Regions from separate parts of the Mus musculus genome. Here region 2 is linked to region 1. The links are chromatin contacts, found by Hi-C or POLR2A ChIA-PET in ENCODE. All regions are on one chromosome and are shown on one strand. The core of a region is the stretch at or near the end of the contact, and the rest is flanking DNA. Distances in the headings are between cores, read along the strand shown. Region 1 holds the start of Cox6a1 (cytochrome c oxidase subunit 6A1). Region 2 holds the start of Pla2g1b (phospholipase A2, group IB, pancreas).

Region 1 (5,356 bases), core at 1,284-3,783:
CACACAAATAATTTAAAAGAAAATAAATCTTAACATAAGATGTTGGAAAGGTGGCTCAGTGGATAAGATCTGTTCCTTCAAAATTCTCCCAAACTTCAGATGAGGTGACTCACAACTGTGACACAAACACCTGCACTCACGTGCACATATGCGTGTGCACACACACTGACTGCTATTCCAGAGCTCCTAGAAGAACAGAGGTTGCAGAAGGACTAGAAAACTGCGACCTAAATTCAATCCTTTTGCTCACTACCTTTTTAAAAAAAGACTAACTCAGGCTAGAGAGATGACTCAGCAGCTAAGAGCACTGACTGCTCTTCCAAAGGTCCTGAGTTCAATTCCCATCAACCACATGGTGGCTCACAACCATCTGTGATGGGATCTGATGCCCTCTTCCTGTGTGTCTGAAGACAGCTACAGTGCACTCATAAAAATAAATCTCAGCCAGGCAGTGGTGGCACACGCCTTTAATCCCAGCACTTGGGAGGCAGAGGCAGGCAAATTTCTGAGTTCGAGGCCAGCCTGGTCTACAGAGTGAGTTCCAGGACAGCCGGGGCTACACAGAGAAACCCCGTTTCAAAAAACAAAACAAAACAAAACCAACCCCCCCCCCCCCGCAAAAAAAAAAAAAAACCAAAAAAACAAAAGAAGAAGTTCTGTCCTCCTATAGAGTGGATCCCAAGAGACTAGCCCTCACTGGCAGACTTGGCAAGGTTGCTGAAACAGGGTTTCCTTATCTAGCTAACCTGGAACACTAAATAGAACAGTCTAATCAAAAACTTACAACGCTCCTCTTGCCTCTGCCTGCAGTGCTGGGGTTACAGCATGTATGACTCTGCCAATCATAGTTTTGTCTGATTTTGAGACGGGTCTCTTTATGTAGCCCTGGATGTCCTAGAATGTGCTATGTTGACCACCTGCCTCTGCCAGCATGAATATTATTCTGTGTACATCTCTGTGGGTATATGCACGAGTGTAGGTGTACACAGAGACCAAAGATATCATCCCTGCCTGCAGCTGGGGCTAAAGAATGTTGTGAGCCACCCACTGGAAACTAGGCTCTTCTGTAAGAGCAGCAGCACTCTACACCACTGAGCCCTCTCTCCTGTCCCTTCCCCTCCATGTTTGAAAAGCATTGCTCTTGGTCAATAGCTCACAACCATTTTTGGCTTTCTGTGGTAACCCCATTTAGCCCAAGCTAATCTCCATTTCATAACGTGGCAGAGAATAACCAGCAACTACTACTGATAGAAACTTCCTGATAGCTACTACTGAGAAAACGCTTGTTTTCTGACCCCAAGTGCCAGGGGCGGGATATGGGAGCATTATCTAGAGGCCTTAGGAGGGGGGTGCTACTGCCACCTAGTGGGCAGAGCCCCAAGGCAAGGCTGCTGTCAAACACCTTTTCTTTTTCTGAGAAAGTCTCCCCCCTGGCTGTCCTGGAGCTCACTTTGTAGACCAGACTGGCCTTGAACAAGACATTGGCTCTCTTTGGCCTCTCAAGTGCTGAGGCTGTACGGGAACGGCATGGAGCCTTCTGGGTTGTAAAATTGAAGTCTAGAATAAGTTTCTGCAAGGCCAGTCTTAGGTGAATTAGGTGATACAGTGGAAGACGGGCTTGTTAAAATACATCATGAGACATTATAACTGTCTTTTTTTTTTTTTTTTTTTTTTTTTTGGTTTTTCGAGACAGGGTTTCTACACGAACAGCCAAGGCAAAGAACTGATAAAACGACAGGCACTGTGAGAACCAACGGGCAGTCTGTGCTTAAGCCTACGCCAATCGCCCGGATCCCGGATCACCTTCAGGATTTGCGGCTATAAAGGGACACCCCAAACCTCCAAACTTTCCCGCAGGAAGCTAATAAAGTGCACCATTGGACAAAAGGTGACAAGTTGGAGGAGCTGAAAGCCCGCAGGCATTTACTGGGTGGCCTTTTAAGAAAACCGAGCCACGACCTACAAACTGGCTTCCCTTCCGTCAAACGAAGAGTAAATAAAATATTCTATCTGCACGGACGGACAGGCAGCCAAGATCCTAAAACTCCCCCAAGGGCTGGGCCAGGGGAGTGGACAACCCCGCAATAACGGATGCCTGGAGGACGGACGGACAGACGGACAGTAAAGGCGCAGCGCCTACCTTGGTCCTGATGCGCAGGTGAGGGTAGGCAACGAACGGGGGTCTCTCGTGCTCTTCGTGCCGCGACTTGAGGAACACGTTGAGCATGCTCACTCCCACCCCGGGCAGCGCCACGAAGTAGGTGAGGGCCTTCCACATCCGAGCTGCGGCGGGGGCCACAACGTCAGCCTCGGCCGCTCCCTCCCGCCAAGGTCACCGCCCCGGGCTCCGGCCCCGCCACGCCGCCGCACGCCACCCGCCGAGACCCCACGCCCATCCGAGAGCCCCCGGGTACCTGAACCCTCCTCGCCGTGGGCGCCACTCGACATGGGCCGCCTCAACCCGGGGAGGGCCCGGCCCAGCGGCCGAGAGACCCGAGACGCTGACAGCACCGCCGACGCCATCATGGAACTACACCGGCGCGCCGGAAGCGGAAATGGGGACGGGCGAAGGGGGCGGGACAAAGACGCCGAACGACGTTCCTATTGGGCAACGCCTTCTCAGACCTGGCTAGGAACTCCAGCGCCTGCGCACTTTATCCGTCCCTGGGGCGGCTGGAGCGAGAGCGCGCATGCGCCCCGTTCCTGTGCCCCATCTCCCTGCTTGTCAGCGCCTAGGTGAGGATGTCCGCGGAACTGAACTTTTGCGAGCTTTTCTGGTTTTAATCGCTCCCTTCTTTGGAGTCCCTGGACAGGATCTGAAGTGCGGAGAACAAGTCACGTTAGCGGAGGCGCCATTCTCTTTCCTCGCTCGCTGCCTTCTAATTCCGCGATTTCCCAGGCCCTCGACAGCCCTGTCCTTGTCGTTATCATTGTCCCTATCGCTCTTAAAGACCGTTGTTATTCTCTTCCGTTGTGCCCTACATAGACTGTAAAGTCCGCAGTGCTTAGATTTTTGCCAGCGCTGCATCCCGAGAGTTACCCGAAATCTTTCATGGCAAGTAGCAGGTGCTTTATGCAATTTAATGAATGAATGTATGAAACCGTGTATTAATGAGTCAAGGAACAGACCCAGGAACCAGTAAGGACCCTGCAATTGCCAGCAAATCTGGACTTTGTTTAGCTCCATATCCTCAGCGTTTGTTCAATGTTCCTGCTCCCGCTTTGAATACTACACACATCTGTTAAATTTTGTCTGTAGAACTTTACAAATATCTCCTTTTTCCCTTTTTATTTATTTATTTGTTTATTTATTTATTTATTTATTTTGGTCTAAAAGCCTCGCATCTTTAATGCTAGTATCTGCGAGGAAGACGCAGATGGAACTGACCCCAGGCCAGCCTCCTCTACAGAGTTCTAGGCTATCCAGAGGCTGCATAGTGAGACCCTGTCTCCATAAAAACAAAAACAACAAAACACGCTGTACTGGTTAGTTTTGTGTCAACTTGACACAGCTGGAGTTATCACAGAGAAAGGACCTTCAGTTGAGGAAATGCCTCCATGAGATCCATCTGTAAGGCATCTCAATTAGTGATCAAGGGGGAAAGGCCCCTTGTGGGTGGGACCATCTCTGGGCTGGTAGTCTTGGGTTCTATAAGAGAGCAGGCTGAGCAAGCCAGAGGAGGCAAGCCAGTAAAGAACATCCCTCCATGGCCTCTGCATCAGCTCCTGCTTTCTGACCTGCTTGAGTTCCAGTCCTGACTTCCTTTGGTGATGAACAGCAGGGTGGAAGTGTAAGCTGAATAAACCCTTTCCTCCCCAACTTGCTTCTTGGTCATCATGTTTGTGCAGGAATAGAAACCCTGACTAAGACACACGCCAAGTGAGGTGGCTCATAAGAGTGAGATGGGGTAGGAAGATTGCTGTGAGTTAGAGACTAGCCTGGGCTGTAGAATGAGACCCTGTCTCCGCTCACACACCCCTAAGTTTAAAATGTTTGTGTATATGGTACTGTTTTGAGAGACGGAGGTAGGGAATCTCTAGTTAGAGGCCAGCCTGGACCACGTCTATAGTCTGAGATTAGCCTTGCCTATATTGTAAGAGCCTATCTCAAAATAACAAAAGGAGGAAGAGGCAGCAGCAGACTCATGCATTTTAAAACATCCTTAACTGCTTGATGGATTCAAGACCAGACTGAACTATGTGAGCAATTAAAAAAAAAAAGCCGGGTGTGGTGGCGCACACCTTTAGTCCCAGCACTTGGAAGGCAGAGGCAGGCAAATTTCTGATTTCGAGGCCAGCCTGGTCTACAGAGTGAGTTCCAGGAGAGCCAGGGCTATACAAAGAAACCCTGTCTCAAAAAAAAAAAAAAAAAAAAAAGGTATATTGTTGCTGGATGGTGGTGGTACACACCTTTAATCCCAGCACTCGGGAGGCAGAGGCAGGTGAATTGGAGACCAGCCTGATCTACAAAGTGAGTTCCAGGACAGCCAGGGCTACACAGAAAAACCCTGTCTCAAAAAAAAAAAAAATCACACATGCACACAGCAAAAAGATGTATCATTTAACTATGTACTGGATTGTGTGTGTTTGTGTGTGTGTGTTCTCAGAGGCAGAAGATACCAGATCCCCTAGAGCTGGTGTTACAAAGGAATGTAAGTTGCCACACTTGGGTGCTGGGTACCAAACTGGATCTCTGCAAGAGCAGCAAGGTCCCTTCACCCCTGGCCATCGCTCCAGTTGCAAGTATTTAATAGTTTAGAATAGTTTCAGTTCTAGCACCTTTTAGGAATATAGTGATATCTTTGAACTAGTTTTTTTTATTATTTATTTATTATTATATATGAGTACACTGTAGCTGTCTTCAGACACACCAGAAGAGGGCATCAGATCTCATTGCAGATGGTTGTGAGCCACCATGTGGTTGCTGGGATTTGAACTCCGGACCTTTGGAAGAGCAGTCAGTGCTCTTAACCGCTGAGCCATCTCTCCAGCCCATGAACTAGTTTTTTAAAAAAAGATTTAACTGAGTATTTATGTGTATTATTACTGGCTCATCCTATCTGCAAGAATGGGCATCGTGTGTGTGCAGTACCCTTAGAGGCCAAAAGAGGGTGACAGAACTTCTGAAACGGATACATGAGCGGTCATGTGGGTGCTGGGAACCAAACTCCTCCTGTCTCTAATTCCCACTGGGATCAAAGGCATGCACCACCAACAACTGGCTGCTGCTGTTCTATTGAGTGTCTTACTATGTAGCCCTGTTTGGCCTGGGACTCACTACATAAACCAGGCTGGCCTCAAAGTCACAATAACCAACTGTGTCTGCCTCAAGGGTTGGGATTAAAGGAGTGATTCA
Region 2 (5,356 bases), core at 1,029-3,528, 120 kb after region 1:
GGTCCTGATGAGATGGCTCAGTGACTGCTCTTCCAGGTCTTGAGTTCAATTCCCAGCAACCACATGATGGGTCACAACCATCTGTAATGGGATCTGACGCCCTCTTCAGGCAAGTGGATGCATATGCAGCAGAGCACTAATACATGCAATAGAATTAAATAATTTTTTTTAAAAAGGACTCTGAGGGCAGTGATGGAAGCTGAGCTAGACTTACTAAGCTAGAAATTTAAAGAATTTGTTCACCCACAAAATTCGTTCACCCCTTTAATCCCAGCACTTGGGAGGCAGAAGCAGGCAGATTTCTGAATTAGAGGCCAGCCTGGTCTCCTGGTCTACAGAGTGAGTTCCAGGACAGTCAGGGCTATACAGAGAAACCCTGTCTCAAAAAAAAAAAAAAAAAAAAAAAAAAAAAAAAAGTTCCCAAGTTCTAGTCTGTAGGCGTTTACAGACTATACATTAACTGCTAAGTCCTTGACTGTTCCAAGAGTCATTCTGGTCTGATTCCACATCTCCAAAATTTTCTCACAAACCTGCACTGGGAAGCAAAAATATGATGTTTTCAGAGTGGGAAGAAACTAAGATGCGTGGCTTGGAGTTTGACAGACATAAGCATGAACCAACCTTGCCTTGCTTACTCACAGTCTGTGACCTTAGGCAAATTATTTCACCTCTCTGAACGCCTTTCCTCATCTGTAGAGGGCATGGTAGATAGAACCATTCAATGACACCGCCCCCACGCAAACCCAAGCATTCCAGACACAAAGGCAGGAGTCATCTCCACCCTGCCTTCCTCCCCGACTTCTTACGGTGTCTAACAGGATAGTTGCCCCAGGTCCCTTGAAGCTAGGCTAAGGAGCCGTGCGAGGAGGCAGGAGTATCAGAAGCTCAGGGTCAGGCTTCAGGTTAAGATCATACCGCTGTGGCAGAGCACCAAGTTCCATTCCCAGCATTCACGTCGGTGGCTCAGAACCCCTGTAACTGACTCCCTCTTCTGGTCTGTGTGGCGTCTGCACTCTCACATGCACACACAAGGGAGCTAGTGAGATAGATCGCGCTTAAGAGCGCTGGCTGTGCTGAGGTTTTCATCTTTGCCCGTCTATTGTAATGCAAAGTGCGAGCCCCCAATACCTCTGACCCTGCCCCAACTTATTTCTGATTGGTAAATAAAGATGCAGACAGCCAATAGCTGGGCAGAAGAGACATACGTGGGGTTTAGGTGTTTAGGTTTCCCACTCTTGGGGTCAGAGAAGAAGGAGAGGAGAAGAGGAAGGAGAGGCCATCTTTGGTTAGGAAAAAGGGAAAACGTCACCACGTGGGCTGACCAATTGGAGATAAGAGCAGTCCAGATGAAATATAGTAAGTAATAACTCGGGGTTATCGATAGGAAGGTAGATTCTAATAGCCCAGAGGGTAGGCAGCTGCCCAGCAACTATGCTGCTTGAAGCTTATTGTTGTGTGTGTTCCGGAGTCTAAATGGTCTAAGGTGGGGTAGAAACCTTGGGCCTGGGGCTGGCGAGATGGCTCAGCGGGTAAGAGCACCAACTGCACTCCCGAACGAACTGAGTTCGAATCCCAGCAACCACATGGTGGCTCACAACCACCCATAATAAGATCTGATGTTGGTGTCTGAAGACAGCAACAGTGGACTTATTATAATATAATAAATAAATCTTTGGGCCAGAGCAAGCGAGGCCGACCAGAGCGAGCAGAGGTCCTAAAATTCAATTCCCAACAACCACATGAAGGCTCACAACCATCTGTACAGCTACAGTGTACTCATATACATAAAAATAAGTAAATAAATATCTAAAAGAAAGAAAGAAACCTCGGGCTGAGATTTAAAGTAATTTCTACAACAGGCAGTCTGTTCTTTCAGAGGTCTGAGTTCAATTCCCAGCAACTACAAGGTGGCTCATGACTGTCTGTAAAAGGGATCTGATGCCCTCTTCTGGACTACAGGTGTACCTGCGGACAGAGCACTCATACGTAAATGAGTGCATTTTTAAAAATATATTTTTTTTTAAATCTAAAAAAAAAAAAATTTAAGGCTATCCTCAGCTACACAGCAAGATTGAGGCCAGCCTGGGCTAGAAACCTTGTCTCAAAAAAAAAATTAATAAAGTAAAGAGGAGTTCAAAGATGTCCCATGAGTTCCAGGGCAACCTGAGACTTGTCATAATGGGGTTAGGGGGAGTAGTAAAGGATTCCAAGATCTGGAAACCATCCCCTTGGGGAGGAAGTGCCAGGCGCAAATCTGTGGCATTATTTTCTCTTACAGGCAAATCCCTCTGTGTTGTTCCCCCGATAGACCAAGGCCAGCCCAGAGTGGCTAAGAGCAAAGCAAACAGCCTTATCTTGGGAGCGTGGGGCCCCATGTATAAAAGAGGGAAGTCACTGGAGTTCTCCCCTCACTCCTTCTGAAGATGAAACTCCTTCTGCTGGCTGCTCTGCTCACAGGTAGGCCCCTCTGTCGCCTCTCTCTGAGCACCTTACGGTCTCCCTCTTCTCCAATGCCTCCCTCCCACTGGTCACGCTGGAATTGTTTGGCATTCTCCTTAGGGTCTAATAGCCTCTGGGTTGGGGTCTCCTCTTCACCCCAGTGTTCAGGACAGCTGGTGCTTTTCGACCTCTGGGTCTGAACTCAGATGACCCCTTAGAAAATGCTCCCTCATTTGCCTACCCAAGCAAAGGAAGCCCCCTTCTGCCTCTGATGTCTTCTTGCCCTGGCACCACTTTCCTTGGCCTTGCCAGTGCCCTAACAACTTTTCCTTTTCTTTTTCTTTAAAAAAAAATTTTTTTCCCCAAGTAGTACTAATGTCTTTAATCCCAGCTCTCAGAAGGCAGAGGCCAGCAGATCTCTGTAAGTTCGAGGCCAGTCTTGTCTACAAAGCAAGTTTCAGGACAGTCAGAGCTACACAGAGAAACCCTCTCTCTCTATATATAGATATAGATAGGGTTTCTTTGTATAGTCCTGGCTGTCCTGATATATATATATATATATATCATTATGTGTCTGAGCGTTTTGCCTGCACATATGGTATATATTGTGTGAGCAGTGCCTGCAGAGACCAGAAGAAGGGTCAGATCCTGTAGCACTGGAGTTGTAAATAACTATGAGCTGCCTGCCATATGGGTGCTAGAACCAGACCTGAATCCCATGGAAGGAACGAAAGTGTTCATGACTTCTGAGCCATCTCTCCAACCGACCCCCTTATCATCATCACCATCAATAGTAATCATTATTATTTTATTGATATGACCTTGCTATATGGCTCAAGATGTCTCCTCTCCACAGTATAGCCCAGCCTTGGGACCCTCCTCTCTCAGCCTCTGAAGTGTTAGGATTCCATCTGTGCCTGGCTTGAGTCTGCAATTTTTGTTTTATTTTGTTTTGGTTTTCGAGATAGGGTTTCTTTGTATAGTCCTGGCTGTCCTGGAACTCACTTTGTAGACCAGGCTGGCCTCGAACTCAGAAATCCGCCTGCCTCTGCCTCCCAAGTGCTGGGACTAAAGGTGTGCACCGCCACCACGCCCAGCTGATTCATTTACATATTCAGGCACCATCTGCATACAGGCATTACATCCCCAGCTCCGTGAACAGAAACAGATTTGGGCCCTGTGCACGGAGTCACCTGTAGTTGGCACGTAAGTCGTTTCTATTCACCCAGCAATGATTGAGACCTGCAATCAGGCTGTAGACTGAGCCTCAGAGATAAAAGCGTCGTGTGCCTGTTCCAAAAGCACATGTGTTTGCGCACACGCGCACACTCTGTGCGTTAGTTATGACTGTGTCTAGCTTCTGTAAAGCATATGTCTAGCTGTGTCACCTAGGGATACAGCCCCTACTTACTGCCACCACAGGGGTCACCCACATCGTGGGAAAAGCCAGCTGCTCCCTTTCTTTGTCCCTGGGGTCTCCCCACAAATGGTTAGCCAGAATGAGCCCAAAAATAGAGTAAGCAGGGCAGGGTCTTACGCGCCCTTGATCTCCACGCTCAGGAGGCTGAGGCAGGAGGATTTCTAGTTTGATGTCAGCCTTGTTTACATAGGAAGACCCCATTGTGGTGCTCACACTCATCATTCTAGCTCTCCAGAGGCTGAGGCAGAAGGATTGTCATGAATTCAAGGCCAGCCTATTTTTACAATGTTAGCTCCTGTCTCAGAAAGAATGAATAAAGGAGGCCAAGCAAGGTGCTGCTGCGTGCCTTCAATCCCAGCACTAGGGAAACAGAGGCAGGAAACTGTGAATTCAAAACCAGCCTGGTCTACAGAGTGAGTTCATGCCAGCCAGGACAGTATAGTGAGTGAGACCTTGTCTCAAAAAGATAAAAAAGAGAATGGAAGAAAGATGAAAAGATGGAACTGGACAACGTGTGAGACGATAAGGCAGCATGGTGACTGAGGAGATGGGACCCCGAAAGTCCCTTGTTCTCTGTGCTCTTTATGCAGCAGGACTCTGTGCAAGCGGCTGACGGCCTCTGCTCCACGAGCTGCTCTGCAAAGCCTGTGCTTTGGGCAAGCGCAGTCATGGCACAGGTTTGCTCATTCATTCAACAGAATTTTGTGGAGTGTCTACTAGGTACCAGGCACATACTTCACTCACTGACTTTATTCATGGCTTATCTAGAGTCACATGCACACACACACAAACACAAATACACTCACTGCATAGACACAAACACAGATATACCACACACACAAAACACACACCACACACAAATATGCACAAACAACACACAACACAATACACACACATATACACACAAAGAGACACACACACCACACACGCAAGCAGATATACACCACACATATACAGACATACACAAACACACACAAACAACACATAACACAATACACACACATACACCACACACACAGGCACACACATACCATACACAAATACATATCACACACACATACACCACAACGTGTGTTAAGCACAGTGATAGGCTTTAAGGAGAATGAAAGCCAGGAGACCTGCTCTTGAGAACCTCCTGTCCTACCGACTGAGTGGGAACACATTAGCTAGGATGCCTTAGCACCCACAGAAAAATCCAGGCACAGCAGCGACACCCCTACAATTCCATGACTTCAGAGATGGAGACAGGTGGAAGCTCTCCGGGGCTTGCTGCTTAGCCACCATAGCCAAGCCCCCAGCTCTCAGCCACCATAGCCAAGTGGCAAGCCCCGGGCTCACTGAGAGACTCGGTGTCAAGAATAAGAGAGTGAGTTAAGATTCCAGATGTTGACCTCTGCCCTCCACCTACATATGCACACATACACACACATATGTCAGTCCAAACACAAACCGAAGTACTATGAAGCAAAAAAACATGGGACAGTAGAGACACTGCTT

Evidence for each region. A loop is a pair of places that touch in the nucleus more often than their neighbours do. ChIA-PET counts read pairs that join two places held with the same protein, here RNA polymerase II (POLR2A).
Region 2: a loop to region 1 is called in a map of mouse embryonic stem cell, with 2.6 times the contacts of the local background. The contact joins the promoter of Pla2g1b here to the promoter of Cox6a1 in region 1. A Hi-C loop is called at or near these places in 3 of 37 maps with a recorded cell type or tissue (T-helper 17 cell and mouse embryonic stem cell). POLR2A ChIA-PET finds 5 or more read pairs at or near these places in 4 of 5 experiments (Patski and embryonic stem cell).

The regions. Positions count from the first base shown.
Region 1 is chr5:115,346,425-115,351,780 of GRCm38, forward strand. Cox6a1 (cytochrome c oxidase subunit 6A1) reads right to left here and starts at 2,534. Exons shown (of 3, transcript NM_007748.5): 1 at 2,415-2,534; 2 at 2,141-2,283. The coding sequence starts at 2,523.
Region 2 is chr5:115,463,864-115,469,219 of GRCm38, forward strand. Pla2g1b (phospholipase A2, group IB, pancreas) reads left to right here and starts at 2,279. Exons shown (of 4, transcript NM_011107.2): 1 at 2,279-2,457. The coding sequence starts at 2,424.